Linked DNA regions of Homo sapiens: region 1 is linked to region 2. The links are chromatin loops, found by intact Hi-C in ENCODE. Cell type or tissue: heart right ventricle. All regions are shown on one strand.

Region 1 (8,000 bases), 120 kb after region 2:
CTTTGTCCTTCTATCTGTACTGTCTTCTCTCAGTATCTTTTCACCAAGCCTTGCCCTGAAGAACGATAATGACACCAAAACATAGGCACTTTTTCTTTCTAAGGACCCCTCAAGGGATATTATAAACTTAATGTCTTGGGGAATTCTGCAGAGACTTTCCAAACTGGTATACTCAAAATCAGTGTCAAGGCCCTGAGGGTGATTGGGCCCCAACTTCTGTCACCACAGTGATTTCCAGGTTGATTGGGTGCACGTGACATCCTTGGGTCAAGGGTATGGACAAGTAGCCCTGTGCCATATAGAACCACCAAACACTCTTCCAGCCCATAGAAGCAGCATTGGGAAGTACTGCGGATTATTACCTGCTGACTGTGTGTGAAGTTGTCCTTCCAATAAATACTTATTTTCCTTAGAAAAGGGCAAAAAGGTCTCATGATACATTACTTAGGTAACTGTTATACCCTAATAGAGTAGCGCACTTGTATTAATTCTTCACCATACAAGACAAAGAATATATATAAAATTTGGTGACTTAATGGAAATAATATTTATTTAGGGAGTGATGAATTCTAGGCAAAATAAAGAATGCATCAATATTCCTAACACCCAAATGGTTGACATGTGATGCAATTTACATAAGGCTTCCTTTGAATTTCATTTTTTGGAGCTTTCCTTCATATATCCATAACTGGCATTTAAAAAAATACCTACAATATGCCAGGCACTTTATACAAATTGGGTCTAATCCCTACCCAATCCCTAAATAGTGGGTATCATTTTCCCCCTTCTGCAGATGAGGAAACTGAGACACAGAGTTAAAGCATCTTCTCCAGGGCCACACAACTGGCACATGGCAGAGACCAGTTTAGAATCTGGGTTTTTCTGACTCTTAAAGATCTCTTTCTGGAAGTGAAATTACTATGTCGAAGACACACCCGCATATTCATGTTTATTGCAGCACTCTTCACAATAGTCAAGATATGGAATCAGCCTAAGTGCCCATCTACAGACAAAAGGATAAAGAAAATATATTTCTTTATGGGGATGATTAGGACAATGGAATACTATTCAGCCATAAAAAGGATGAAATCCTGTCATTTTTGGCAACATGGATGAGCCTGGAGGACATTATGTTAGGTGGAATAAGTCAGGCACAGAAGACAATTACTACATGGAACAAACCTGCACATTTACCCCTTGAATCTAAAATAAAAATTCAAATTATAAATAAAATAAAATAAAATTTAAAAACATTAAAAAAGATAAATACCACATGATCTCACTCATATGTGGAATCTAAAGAAGTCAATTTCATAGCAGTAGAGAGTAGAACAGTGGTTCCCAGAGGCTGCTGAGGGTATGGGGGAAGGGAGGAACGGGTAGAGATTGGTCAATAGGTACACAAAGTTAGACAAGAAGAGTAAGTTTTGATGTGCTATCACACAGTAGGGTGACTACAGCAAATAACAATGTAATATATATTCAAGACAGCTAGAAGAGAATATTTTGACTGTTGTCACCACAAAGAAATAATAAATGCTTAAAATGATGGATGTGGTAATTACCCCAATCTGATAATTATACTGTGTATCCATGTACTGAAACATCACATTGTACCCCATAAATATGTACAATTATTAGGTGTCAATTATAAGTACAAATTTTTTTTAAAAAAAATTTCTTTCCTCAGCAACATATTGCTGCTACAGCTTCAAGGAATTGGAAATTTTTGATAAACTAATATGAATAAAACGTGGACGCTGTAGATTCTGGCAGTATTTCAACTACTTCTAAACTTTAATTTTGAAAAGACAAATAGTTAAACATTGGTCATGTGTTCCTTCTTCACCAGGAGCTATTCAGAAATTTCACAGGCTAAACCCTCCCAGTTCTGTCTTAGAAGGACTGACATCTGGATCATATTGGCAAGGGGGTGCTTTAAACATAAGAGAAAATTAGGAGAAAGACCTAAGACTGGATTACTTCCACGAGTTCACTCACCGATACCCGCCCAAGTACTGTCTTTTTTCTTGTAACTAGCTTGTCACCCATTCTTTCTACTCAGTGAACAATGGCTTGTGACCTCACAGTTAGCGAGTTCATAGGAGAAATATATCAGTTATAATTAATGTTTACTAGAATAAATGTAAATATTTTAAAACATACAACAGTTCCAAGAACATGTGATTTCCATTTTATTTTATGAAACATTAAAAATCCACTTGTCCACCCCATTAATTATAACCTGCTCCCAGCCCTGACCTGTATATAATTCCTCCTGACATAAATTGGAACAAGGTGCTCAGAATAGAAGCAGCCTACACCCCAACTGGGCTACAAAATGTCAAGTTCCCAAACCTCTCAAAAGTGTAACCTGACATTTTGCTAAGATTAGAGACAGTTTATGAATTTAAAAAGAGGGCTTAAGGACTCACCACAGTTAAACCTACAGTAACTCCTGAAATATCCAAAGTAAATAGGACTAAGGGAGCCCTGGGGACACCAAAACCCTGTTAGAAGAGAAGGAACAGTCTTTAGTGGGTGGTATTTCTTTGCAGAAAATAATGTACATGCATTCAACCAGAATTAAGAAGAATGCAACAATAAACTTTGAGGCTTGAAGCCCTCTAGAGATCTAAAGGAGTCATGAATGGGCCATGTGAAATATTTCTCCTTTTGCTACATGTGAATGATTGAATTTATACTGCCCATTAATCCTAAATGTTGAAGGCAAAAAAAAAGAGAGAGAGAGAGAATGGCTAACTTTTTAAATAGTATTCTTCTTGACATGAATATAATATGTATTTATTATACATATGTATAATGTATATTGGTGAATATTTATAACATTCCCAAAGAGCAAAACACCTATAGAAGGATCTAACCGCAAAGAAGCAACATTCCACAGGTTGATCTTTCTAGTCATTTTCTGTACCTCTTAGCCACAAAAATGGGATCAGACTTTACGTTTTGTTTTGCAAGTTGTTATTTTAAATATAATATATTGGGTGATTTTTCATGTGTAAAGATTCTTCTGACTTTTCAAGATTAATTTCAAGTACCTTTTAGTACAACTAAAGTATTACAGCCACCTTCCAAATCAAATAGACTATATAAGCTGAAGATTTACTAAATATTAAAATGTTAGCAATTTTTCCCCATTATAACATGCACTGTCAATAGGGGCAATATTGCCCCCAAGAGCGAGAAAACTAGTTCTCAGTGGCAAACAAACAAACAAACAAACAAAAAACCTTACTCTTTTTATGCACAAAGCACAGATATACATAAATAGATTTATACTATATTTGTGGTATTAAAATTTCATGCAAGGAGCAATTAGCAAAAAATGTTTCAACAGGCTCCTTGTGACAGGGGGTTGAAAATGAAAATAGGTTGTAAACACTGCACTACAGCATCAGACTTGTAAAAAGTGGCCTTCATATTGCTAGAGTTCAGAAGATGATTTTTTCCATTTTAAATTTATCAACCTTGAATACATTTTTAACTCATTTCTTAGTTGCAGAAACCAAGGTTCCAAGCAGCAGATTTTTGGAGAGTTAATGTTTTGTGATAACCCCATGGTCAGCACATGTGATATCTGCCATGTTCTTACTAAAGACTCCTTGGGGTCTGGGTTAGGAGGCACATGTTGAGTGAGAGGATGTTTTGAGGGCAGATGAACACATCATCTCAGAAAGAGCTAGGGCCTGCTAAGTCTGCATCTCAACATTTATCAGCTCTTGCTCTGTGCTGCCCTCTTGTGATGTCTGGGCCTCCAGTATGCCTTGATCTCAAAACCTTCAGTTGCCCTAAATTGATGGACCACCTGCCTTCCAGTGCTTCTTGGCACCAACACCAGGAGATGGTGAAGGAAAGAAGAGAACACCAAAAGCAGCAGATTTCCTTAGAGGAAGAAGCCAGTGTCAGAAGAGGAAGAAAAAGTCACAAAACTTCGCTTTGGCCCTTTAACCCTAGGAAAGGGTGGGCCAATTTTCCACAAAGCTGCTGTTATTACAGGTCACACAGCTCACCAAGGAGCAAGGCAGGAGCTGAGATTCTTCATCACCTTCTGTGGTAGGCAGACTTTCTAAAATGGCAGCCCAAAGATGTCCACCTGAAGCCCTGGAACTTGTGAATGTGACATCACTCCTTGGATTGTGTTGTGTTACAGAGCACAGTTGATGTTAGAAAGGGAGATGATGCAGGTGGGCCTGACCTAATCACATGAACCCTTAACTGCTGAGAACGTTTCCTGACTGATGAAAGAGGAATTTAGAGAGATTCTATGTGTGTGAAGGACTCAATGTGCTGTTGCTTTGAGGTTGGAGATGGCCACTTAAGAAGGAATGCAGATGTCCCTTAGAAAGAGTGGACCACAGCTTATAGCTATCAAGGAGTTCAGTCTTACAGCTGCCAGAGAGTAAATTCTGCCAACAACCAGAGCGAGCTTGGCAGCAAATTCTTCCCTAGGGCCTCCAGATAAGAGCTTCGTCTGGCCAACAGCTCGATTTCAGTCTTGTGAGACCCTGAGCAGAGAACACAGCTGGGCCACCCAGACTTGCAACCTACAGAGCCACGAGCTAATAAATGGGGTGTTGGTTTAATCTGTACATTTGTGCTAATTTGCTATGCAGCAATAGTAAATGAACACACCTTCCCTTCTCTATGACCATCCTGACGGGGGGGATCCTGGCAATGTCTGTCTCCTAGATCACAGATTCTGGTGAGTGACAATCAGTTCAAATACAGTATCCAATCCCGGGTCTCTGACTGACTTCTTAACCCTTCAAGAATCCACAATAAGTCTTGCCAGACAAGTCCTAGCTCTTGACCTCTGCTCTGACCAACTGTCCCTTAGGAAGATTTTAATCACCTTCCGCTTAATGATCAATTTCTCAGGGCTCTCCGCTTTCACACCCTCTACCACCTGGCTTATTTAGTGCTTAGCATCTTCTCCAAGTCAAGCATCCATCTGGTGTATTTCACTCTGGTTGTCTTTTACCTGCTTAGAACTTTTCTTTCTACATCTAGAACGTGTTCATTCTGCCTCTTCAAATCTCCAATGCCCTTATTTTCCTATAATGGGCTGCTCAAAGATTATGTAAGAAGAAAAGTGAAAGTCTGAATACTCTTCCATGTGTTAATTTTCCTGAATTTTCTATAGGGGAAACAGAAACAGTGATGATATGCCATGATCATATGCTATGGTGGAAAGAGAAGGAAAAGGATTAAGCATCAGACATGGTTGAATGTGAAACTTTCCCAGTATTTTATCACCTCTGCATGTTTTTAAATTTTTCCAGGCCTCATGCTCCTCATTTGTAAAAGAATAATAGTAATACTTAACTCATAGAGCTGCAAGGAGGAATGAAAATGGTAAAGACCCACATAACAGAAACCAGCACGCACAAACACTTAAATATCACTGTGAGAAGAATTGAGGTGGTTGTTTGTATAAAATACTTCCAATTTTTCAGAGGCTGTAGCTTTGTAAATAATCTTTTTATCTCTTCTATTATCATAAGAACAAAGCCATTGTCACCCTTCCTTAAGACAGGGTTTAGCCTTGACAGTTAGAGTATTGTGTAACATGGAAACAATGATTTGACATTAGAATGCTGTATCCATTGCTCTGAGAATAAAGAAAGTGAGTTTTAGGATTAGGAATAAAGTTCTTCAGTTGCCACATTTGTTAGGATATTTCTGGGTTTTCTGTAAAGTTGAGTAAACCCTAGGCCCCATGAAGGCAGGGCCCATGCTTAATTCATCCTGAGTATCTACAGGGTTTGGTTGAAAACTGTGTCCTCAGTAAGTACTTACCCACTTATTCATTTATTTATGCATTGAAAAATCAGTTAAAGAGTAAAATTTAGCTGGGCACAGTGGCATGCTTGTAGTCTCAGCATTTTGGGTGGCTGAGGTGGGAAGATCGCTTGAGCCCAGGAGTTCGAGGCCAGCCTGAGCAACATAGTGAGACCCCATCTCAACAAAGAAAAAAAAAAGAGTAAAATTTCTGCTGAAAACTGTGGTGAGCTCAACATTTTATTTTTTTGAATTCTCCTTATGTTCCTATTGAACATTTATAACTTTAATTTTTCTTCTAATTAATAAATCTTAATACTTCTCTGATAGAACCAAAGGGGATATTTGGATACTTGGGGGTTGGGGAAGGTGGGACATATGCTCCCCAAAATCTCCAAGTTCTTCAGCTTCTGACTTGTGCTCCAACCTGAAAATAAACCCAGAAAGTGTCATATAAAATGGCCAACATATTTCCAACTGTTTTCTTCCTTTTGTATTTCCCACTCATTACCCAGGATGCATTTCCAGTGTCCTAGTGGCCCTGTCTTACACCAACTGTTGCTTCCTGCTTCTGAACATCAGGGACTTTAAATTCCAGATTTAAGAGACTTGCGTGTTGAAAAGCTTTTCTCTTTCTGTAAATTACTTGTCATTAAAATAACAAAGGATGCACTCATTAGTCAAATTAAAGATCATCTATCTGGAAGTGTGTCAAATGCAGATAAAGTATAAAGAAGCATTGTTGATACTTTTTTTTTTAAATGTGGACTTAATGAATAACTTTGCTGTTAAAATTCAGCAGCCAAGCGCAATGAAAAATTCCCATGGCTTTAAAATTCACAGCTTTGGCAGACTTCTTAATGGACAAAGTTCAAGAGATTCATAGCTTCCCTAACTTAAAATAAAAATCCCCAAACCACACAAGGTAGCATTATTATACTCTGAATACTCTTAAGAAAAGGTCTTATTAGCTGATGCTTCATAATTATTTGCTAAAAAAGTTGAGTGTTATAATTTAGCCTCTCACTAGCTTAGCCTTTAGACATAATGTAGCATTATTGCTTTAAGTTTTATACTGGCTTAAGGTAAGTAACGTGCTTCCCAACAACCTGCTGATTAGTAGAGTCCCTTTCTCAGTCATTACCCTAGAGCAGGGTTCTGCAAACTATAGACCACAGGCCGCCTATGTACCAAATCCAGGCCTCTGCCTGTTTTTGTGTGGCCCACAAGCTAAGAATGGTTCTTACATTTTTAAGTGGTTGAAAAAAAAATTGTTTAAATATTATTTTGTGACTTGTGAAAATTATGTGAAATTCAAATTTCAGTGTCTATAAATAAAGTTTTTTTGGAACACAGTTACCTCCAATTGCTTTATATAGTCTATGTCGAGCTGAGGGGTTTGGACAGAGACTGCATGGCCACAAAACCCAAAATATTTACTGTCTGGTCCTTTATGAACAAGGGTGCTGACCCCTGGCCTAGATTCATGCTCTATAAGAACCGTACAAATAGCTTGACACTTTCTCCCCTAATAGTGTGGGGCTGTCCATAGATCCTGGTAGTCACATGATCCTGCTCTGACTACTGCCCTTGTCACATATGCACACAGACATATACATACACACACACGTACGTGTGCACACACATTTTTTTTTCCAATTATTGGGAATGGGGAAGAAGGAGAATGACTAATAGCCAAGCCTACCCCTGTTCCCTAGGGTTGTGGGAATATTCTGCTTGTTCCCTTTGGCGAAATGGAATTGGAGTTTTTGTTTTTGTTTTTGTTTTTGTTTTTTTTTTTTTGAGACAGAGTCTCGCTCTGTCGCCCAGGCTGGAGTACAGTGGCGCAATCTCGACTCACTGCAAGCTCCGCCTCCCGGGTTCACGCCCATTCTCCTGCCTCAGCCTCCCGAGTAGCTGGGACTACAAGTGCCCGCCACCATGCCCGGCTAATTTTTTGTATTTTTAGTACAGACGGGGTTTCACCATGTTAGCCAGGATGGTCTCGATCTCCTAACCTCGTGATCCACCCGCCTCAGCCTCCCAAAGTGCGGAATTGGAGTATTTTAATCTGGGATAAAATCTCTGTAACAATTAAGCAAATAGTTTCTGACTTTTTTTTTTTTTTTTTTACCACCAATGACCACTTTTAAAAAAATTTTTAAATGCTTGGATGCTATGCTTATCATTCTTAA
Region 2 (8,000 bases):
TAATGCCTATGAACACCCTGCAGACACACTTCCAAAACCACTGATCAGATATGCTCTAATTCTTTGAACCAAGCAACATCTTTTCAGAATTGACAACTGGAGTTCTTGGCTTTGTATTCTGGAAAAGATCCTTGAACTGCCTATTGTAGTGAGGAACAGAAGGATCACCTTGAGGAGTCTGAGAACCTCCTAGGTGCTTTGAACAATAGGTACTATTCAGAGGGAAGTTTCTTTTTATCACCTTCTTGATACAGATAAGTTACTGCTATAAGGGATTTTAATTCTAGATTCTTCATAAGCAGACCAACTTTCTTATGCCTGGACTTAGTGAATAGCTTTGCTTATTTAAAATAATGCTATAAAGGTGCATATACAATCACACCAAAGACCTATCTACTAGTGTAGCTTGAGAATATAGTACATTATACATTTGCATTCATCTAGTGAGTGGGAAGGAAGAGAACTAGTATTTGTTGCATGTTCATCTTGTGACAGAAACTAGGCTAATGTTTTTACTACATTATTGCATTTTATCCCCACAATAACCATCTTAGGTAGGAATAATTAGTCCCGTCTTACAGATTTATGGATCCATTCATTCATTCACTCATTCACTCATGTCAGGCAGCTCGCAATGTGCTGGGGCTATAATGGTAAAAACAAGGTGGCTAGGGTACCTGCCTACTTGGAGTATATGAGCAAAATTAGCCAATGTTAATGAGCAGCCTCAATGCTATCTATAATTACTAAGCAATTAGCACAGAGCCAAACAACCGGTTCCAAAGCAAAAGCATCTCCTACAATGTAAAGCTTGAGGCTCTCTCCCCTTTTGGAGTTGTTTGATGTTTCTGAAATGAAAGAAAAATTTACAGTTTTGATTCAGCTTGTAGGAGGACATATCCACTTTAAGTCGCTTAACGATGCAGAAAATCTCATCTAAGTCTCACTTCAAGAATGCCTGCGGGATTAAAAGTTTGTTCTGGGCTCCACACCTGAATTGAAGAATAAAGATTGTTTGGAAGTATACAGGAGCCAAAGCCCAAGGCAGGCACAATAGGAGACAGAAAAAAGAAGTCATGTCCTAGAGAAGAATGTTAAGTGACAGGTTGATGAATAGGGGCAGGTAGACAGAGAGTAGCATTGGAAAAAAGACACACAAGGCGGGCTAGACTGACATGTTGAAACGTGAAAACAGAGATCCAACTAACACTCATGGAGTAGCTATAATGCTAATGACCTGTTCTTAGGAACTTAAAGCAATGTCATCACAACAGTGACAGCTATTCTGAAACCAATTTTTTTAAATAATTTTTTTATTAGTAAAAACAATTCTTTTGTGGGTATATAGTAGGTGTTTATATTTATGGAGTACATGAGATATTTTGATACAGGCATGCAATGTGAAATAAGCACATCACAGAGAATAAGTTATCAATCCCCTCAAGCATTTATCCTTTGGGTTACAAACAATCCAGTTACATTTTTAAGTTTTTTTTTAAACATACGATTAAGTTATTATTGACTATAGTCACCCTATTGTGCTACCAAATAGTAGGTCTTATTCATTCTTTCTTTTTTCCCATTAACCATCCCTACCCACCCCCACTCCCACAACTCCCTACTATACTTCCCAGCCTCTGGTAACCATCCTTCTACTCTCTATGTCCGTGAGTTCAATCGTTTTGATTTTTAGATTCCACAAATAAGTGACAGCATGCAATGTTTGTCTTTCTGTGCCTGGCTTAGTTCACTTAATGATCTGCAGTTCCATCCATGTTGTTGCAAATAACTAGATCTCATCCTTTTTTATGGTTGACTAGTACTCCATTGTATATATGTACCACATTTTCTTTATTCATTCATCTGTTGATGGACACTTAGGTTGCTTCCAAATCTTAGCTATTGTAAAAGTGCTGCAGCAAACACAGGAGTGAGGATATCTCTTCTATATACTGATTTCGTTTCTTTTGGGTATGTACCTAGCAGTAGGATTGCTGGATTATATGATAGCTTAATTTTTGGATTTTTGAGGAACCTCCAAACTGTTCCTGAACCCAATTTTCTAAGTAGAAAATAGCTCAAAGACCCATAGTTAAAAAGTGGCAGTGCTAGGACTGGAACCCAGGTCTGCCAACTTCTAGTCTAAGCCCAGTGTCCTTTTTCTATATCCTAGCTGCTGGAAGGATAGAAAGGCTCAGGAATTAGCCAAGAGGATTGACAAATAGTGATGGGAGGAGAGGGGACTGCAGAAACAGAGACAAGGCTCTTGGCAAATTTTTACAGGCTCTGTGAATTCAAACTTGACAGAAGCACATTCTTTGTAGAAAGAGAAATCAAAGTCATGTTCCTGCTCTTGATGAGTTGGGCTTGTTATAGAGAGAGCTGAATGGGAGCAGATACGTCCCACTGGAACTGAGGGAGATTGTATGTGGGCATTCCCACACCTGTGCTATACTTCAGATGCATATCTTCTTTCAGCAATAACTGTTATGGGGTCACATCATCCCTGGTCACTAGGTAAGAATTTATTCATGTGACACTTGGTTGAATCTTCAGGGATTGATGAGGAATGCAGTTCATAATAGCCATTTCATCTGGACATCTCAAAGTTCATAGATGGAGAAAAGTACTCCTGGATTCCGGTTGGAAACCGTGACCTAAGTGTAAACGCTATCTATTAGTGTCCTAGGTACACTGGAGTATTAGTGCTATTTGCAGTTTTTAACTTTAGGGTGAATATTGAGCAACTGGATATGGCCCAGGGAAAATAAACATTTGGAACCAAGGAATCAGGAGGAAAGAAATGGGCCTCTCAGAGTAAGGAGGAGAGCATCTTAAGTACATAACAGGGATGATAGCCAGCTGTTATCCATGCCTTTTAGAAGAGATAAGTATCTAATCAGCTACAAAAGGAATTTTCCTCAAATATAAGAAATAATACAGTCAAGCCGATTGGACAGTAGACCAGAGTTGTAAAAACACGATACATTACTCTTTAAGAAGAGTGAAAATGGAGATGTCAATCACTCCTCCTCTATGCGATATTTTGAGAATTAGCACAAGTTTCCGAAACAAGCAAGCACTCAATAAATGTTAGTTTCCTTTCTCTTTCTTTGAATAAATTTGAGTCATAAGATGGCGAGTATTTTTTTTCCTAGGCCAGGGGTTGGCAAAGTATGGTCTACTGCCTGTTTTTGTAATGGTTTTATTGGCACACAGCCACACCCATTTGTTTCTATATTATCTATGGCCGCTTTAGAGCTAGCTACAATGGCAGAGTTGAGTAGCTGTGACCAAGACCTTACAACCTGCAAAGCGGAAAAATATTTACTTGATGATCCTTTATAGAAAAAGTCTGCTGATCTCTGCTCTAGGATGAAGATCAGCATGCATGAGCTCTCTGGGGTCTTCTAGAGATAGGATTCTATTATTGCTTTGGATAAAGGGCAGTTGACTCTGAAAATTAGAATGAATGAAGTCAAGGCCATTAGCCTGAGTTAGAGATGTCATTTATGTGGCATTGGCTGTACCTGGCCCAGCCTAGTGCTTCTCTTTGTTTTTTCATTTATTTATTTTTTTTGGAGAAAGAGTCTCGCTCTGTTGCCCAGGCTGAAGTGCAGTGGCACGATCTCGGCTCACTGCAACCTCCGCCTCCCAGGTTCAAGCAATTCTCCTGCCTCAGCCTCCCAAGTAGCTGGGATTACAGGCGCCTGCCACCACGCCTAGCTAATTTTTGTATTTTTTTTTTTAGCAGGGACCAGGTTTCACCATGTTAGTCAGGCTGGTCTCGAACTCCTGACCTCAGGTGATCCACCCGCCTTGGCCTCCCAAAGTGCTGGGATTACAGGCGTGAGCCACCGTGCCCGGCTAGTGCTTTTCTTTGGATCCACTAGAATTGCTATAGGTGTTTGTGTCAGTGAAGATGAGCAATTTTTATACCAACCAAGTATGTGTGCCGAAAAAATACTTATCTTTGCCAGTTTTACTGCTGAGCCAACCATTCAGATAACATCACATTAAAGCTCCCTACCTGAGAATAAAGAGTATTTTAAAAGAAGCCCGTATGAGGTTGACAGTTTGGTCCTTTCTCTCCTGCGTGAGTTGGCCTTGACCTTTTCAGGTGAGGCCAAGCTCCTCAACCAAATGAAAATGGGCCTAACAGAGAACAACACCTGTGTGATTTTAAAAAAAAATAGATGAGCCCTGTGATGGAAGAAAATATTCCCTTTAATGTTTTTGCCTTCATTTTGACTCTTTGTTATCAAGTGTACGATAACATCACATCTGAGAGTCACAATAAATGCTGTTTTTGTGCCATCATAAGCTCCCCCCTCGTCCAAAAGCAGGTTGATTTTATTCTTTCTAACTGGTGGACTCTTGTTTCAAAGGCCTTGAACTCCAGACTCCAGGCTGTTACTGAAAGGGCTTTCACATGTCAAAAGGAAGCATCTTTAGCTGGAACAAAACAGCTCAAAGCCTCTATTCTCTCTGGTACTGAGCCTTGAAAATGAAAATAAAAGCAAGGCGAGGGCAAGACCAACCAATCACAGCGCAGATACAAGAGCCCAGCAGCCGAGAAATTCCCAGGGGCCCCTGCACTCACCTCTCGGTGATATTCTTAGCAGTCTGTAGGAAACGCGCATGATCATTCTCCTTCAGAGAGTGTTCCGCTTGGGAGATGAGTGATGCTGACCGCTCAATGCACTGTTTGCAGTTTGCAATCTGCTGAGCCAGTTTGCGAAGCCTCATCACCTTGAACAAAAGAGGCATGGAGAGAGATGGTTACATGGGTGGTCTTGCTTAATGAAAAGGCATCAGGCTGGATCCTTCATTTTGTTGTGTTATCCTTCCATAAAAGTTCAAAAAGTAGGCATAGAGATATATCAAAATATGGAAAGCTCCGTTATGGGACTCTGGTTTAGATATTCCTTATCTCATTGGAGAAGCATTGCTAATTCGTTTTACGAGGAAACACTGAATTGTGAATTGCTTCCCTGTTGATGGGAAAAAAAGGTGTTGCCCAGTGGCAACTTACAAAGGGTCACCAGACGTCTTCCCTGGACTATTCCACACAATGACTGCAAGACTGTAGGGAACCCTGGAACTTTCTCTATCTCAGGTTTATCTTCTTTTCATCAAGAAGATAAAACATCTTTATAGGTGGTGAATCTATGGTTTAAATGAAAACCATTTTCTAAAAAGTGTTTTTTGTAATTCATGTAATAAAATCGAGAATGGAAAGCATTAAGTGTTACTATTTCCCACACTACCTAAAACTCATGTGTTAAATTAACAGAAAGGGAGCATTTTTCCCATTGATTAATATTTTTCCTGTTGAGCAGATGAGAGAAAGCCAAAAAAAGCACAGCTGGGCCATTTCCCCTCACTGGGAACGTCATTTCCAGGCACTTTGTGCTTACTTGATAACTAGGAACTATTTTGATAAGCATTTCCCAGTTGGGATAAAAACGCATGATTGCTTCACAACCTCCATTCCAATTCCTGATTCTGTCTCGCTTGAAAATGTCCCTCAAACATAATTGACCATAACCTCCGGGGCAGGCCAAGATAAGTCCAAGGTAACCCACTTGACCGTTCGCTCTTGTGTTTGAAATGTGCTGTGAGATGAAGTCCTCTAGCCAGAAGCCAAGTTAAAATTAGACAGCTAATTGGAATTGCTGTGTGCCTACTGCCCCCAACCACACACCCAGGGACAGGTTTCAACCGGCTTTATGATAATTCTGGAATGGAAAATAGCCCTGGGTGAAAGGGTACGGAGGAGACCAGTCAATCTGTCTTACAGACAAGGCTGGCCCAAGGCTCTCTCCAGAATTCCTGCTAATTCCAAGAAATTCTTTCTTTCTCCAAGTCGTCATTACCATCCCTGTATAACTCTAATCTAAGAAAAGGAAGGAAAGAGATGTCAGAACTTGAGGCCTCTAAGGAACATCCAATTCCAAGTATGTACTATAAGCAAACAAAGGAAATTCATACTGAATTAGAAGCAGCAGGCACAAGATTTCAGGCAAGGGTGAAAAAAATTCCTGAAAGAGTCAGAGAATGAAGTGTCAAAACTTTAGGGCAAATAATATAGGATCGTGAGCCTGGTAAAAGACTTAATGCATTATAATTATAGTTACTGTCCCCAGTGGATTAATTGTATTCATTAGTGGAATAAAATAACACTTATTTTACACCAAATAGAATTTAGCCTCTGGCATCATTCTATCTGGAGGCAAAGCTAAGGAAGGCATCCAGTACGCGCAGGATATTAGAACATGTTCATAAGAAACTGTCAGAGGAAGGAAAATTCCAGAAGGAAAACTAATTTACAGTCCACAGGACAAACCAAGTGAATGGAATATTTAATCACACAGCATAAAGAATCATTTAAATTACATGGCCGAATTGCAGATGTTTAATACAATTCCAGCAAAAGAAAATAAGGTCAAAATATTCCTTTAGAATAACTTCATGACAACTACTTATCCTTTAGATATGCCTATTAAAGACCACACACATTTCAAATGCGATGATGCTTGAACTCCAGTTTCTTCTTTTCTTTTTCTATCATGATATTGAACATTAAAAGTGACATAACAGGAAAAAGAATAAAAGAGCCCTAAATCATGCAAAAATTAAAGCAAGACAAAATGAGAGTCGCCTGTGAAAATATCGGAATGTTCTACAGAGAACAATTTTGGGCATAATTTTAGTTATAGGTTAGTGTACAATTTCATCTGATACATCTGATTTGAGCTTTGCAAACCTAGTGTAAAAGAATCAGCTGGGCATCATTTTGAAAGAAAAACAGTAGATGTTTGGGTCTACGCTCCAATATTTGAGTTAAGGAGTTGTAATTCGCAGAGCAGGAGGAATTTCCATTTCAACAAGCAACAAATGTTTTTAAGCCTGCAGGTGATGAATCATTAGGACAGTCAGGACTAGCCTTTAAAAAACCAAATAGAAGAGGAGAAAAGCAAATAGCAGAGTGCATTCCTGGTAGAAAAGGCAAGTTGGGTTTTGTAAAACCTTTTGTGTGTGTGCATGCGTGCACGCTGTATTGTGATGTCATATATATTTCTTACTGCGGGTTACAGTAAAAAAAAAAAGAAAAAAGAAAAACACTGCTCTAAGTTAGGTGTTCCTAGGCTGTGATCTGTGGGCCAAATCAGCATACAGCCTGTTTGTGTAAATAAAGCTTTATTGGCATACTACCACACTCATTGGTTACACATAATCTATGGCTGCTTTCTTGCTACAATGTTGTGCAGAAGTGAGTTGCTGCAACAGAGACCGTATGGCAAAGCCTAAAATATTTGTTATCTGGCCCTTGACAGAAAAGTCGGCTAACCCCTGGCTTAAATGATTACAGTCAGATGGCCCTGATTTGCAGCACACTCTGAAACACTGTCCTACTTGTCACAGCACTTCAAACTCAGACACCCAGCATGGAGCGAAGTACTTAGTTTTCTATTAGACAACACTTTTTAATGTATTATTTTTAAAAGTTGACAAGGTGAATAAAATTTGATGTTTAAAAAAATTAGATACTGACACATAAAAAGATTCTGTATGTGTCTGCCTTAATGCTGCAAGGGAAATATTTTCCAGTCAACTCTTCATTTTTCCTTTGGGAAGTGAGATTACCACATTGCAACTTTTGGAATTTACTCTCTACTAGTCATGGAAATAGTTTGCCTGCTGGAATCTCCTTTTAGCAGGGACACAGGGCTGTTTATATCATTTTATTTGCTGTTTATTATACCTTACACATTCTTTTAAAAGCCGCTTTATTTTGCTTGAAATGCGTTTTAAACACTTATTTTTATATAAATCTTTTTATATGTATGTAGGATACACAACCCAAAACAATTAGGTCCAAACAATGCATCCTCAATTCACACAAGTATCTGAACTGAAAATGAGGCCTGTTCTCACCATCTCTTTAAGGCCATGGAGAGCTCAACATTTAGTCCAAGTTAATTTTCTTAAACTTT

Evidence for each region. A loop is a pair of places that touch in the nucleus more often than their neighbours do. Peaks named below come from ENCODE experiments on the same cell type or tissue, not always from the same donor. Only the 100,000 strongest peaks of a DNase experiment are listed, where the experiment ranks them.
Region 1: a loop joins it to region 2, with 4 times the contacts of the local background. A loop is called at or near these places in 5 of 110 quality-filtered maps.

What each region holds. Positions count from the first base shown.
Region 1 is chrX:10,594,307-10,602,306 of GRCh38, forward strand. All of the region lies in intron 1 of MID1 (midline 1), which reads right to left. Among named protein-coding and RNA genes, the nearest start is that of MID1, 22 kb to the right of the region's middle. In heart right ventricle, a CTCF peak has its summit at 3,756 (motif pointing left); DNase peaks (open chromatin) are centred at 3,773 and 4,465; H3K27ac peaks cover 2,767 bases.
Region 2 is chrX:10,477,877-10,485,876 of GRCh38, forward strand. MID1 (midline 1) reads right to left here. Exons shown (of 10, transcript NM_000381.4): 5 at 4,604-4,752. Among named protein-coding and RNA genes, the nearest start is that of MID1, 140 kb to the right of the region's middle. In heart right ventricle, no CTCF peak of the experiment used is centred here; DNase peaks (open chromatin) are centred at 4,585 and 5,495; H3K4me3 peaks cover 921 bases; H3K27ac peaks cover 4,304 bases.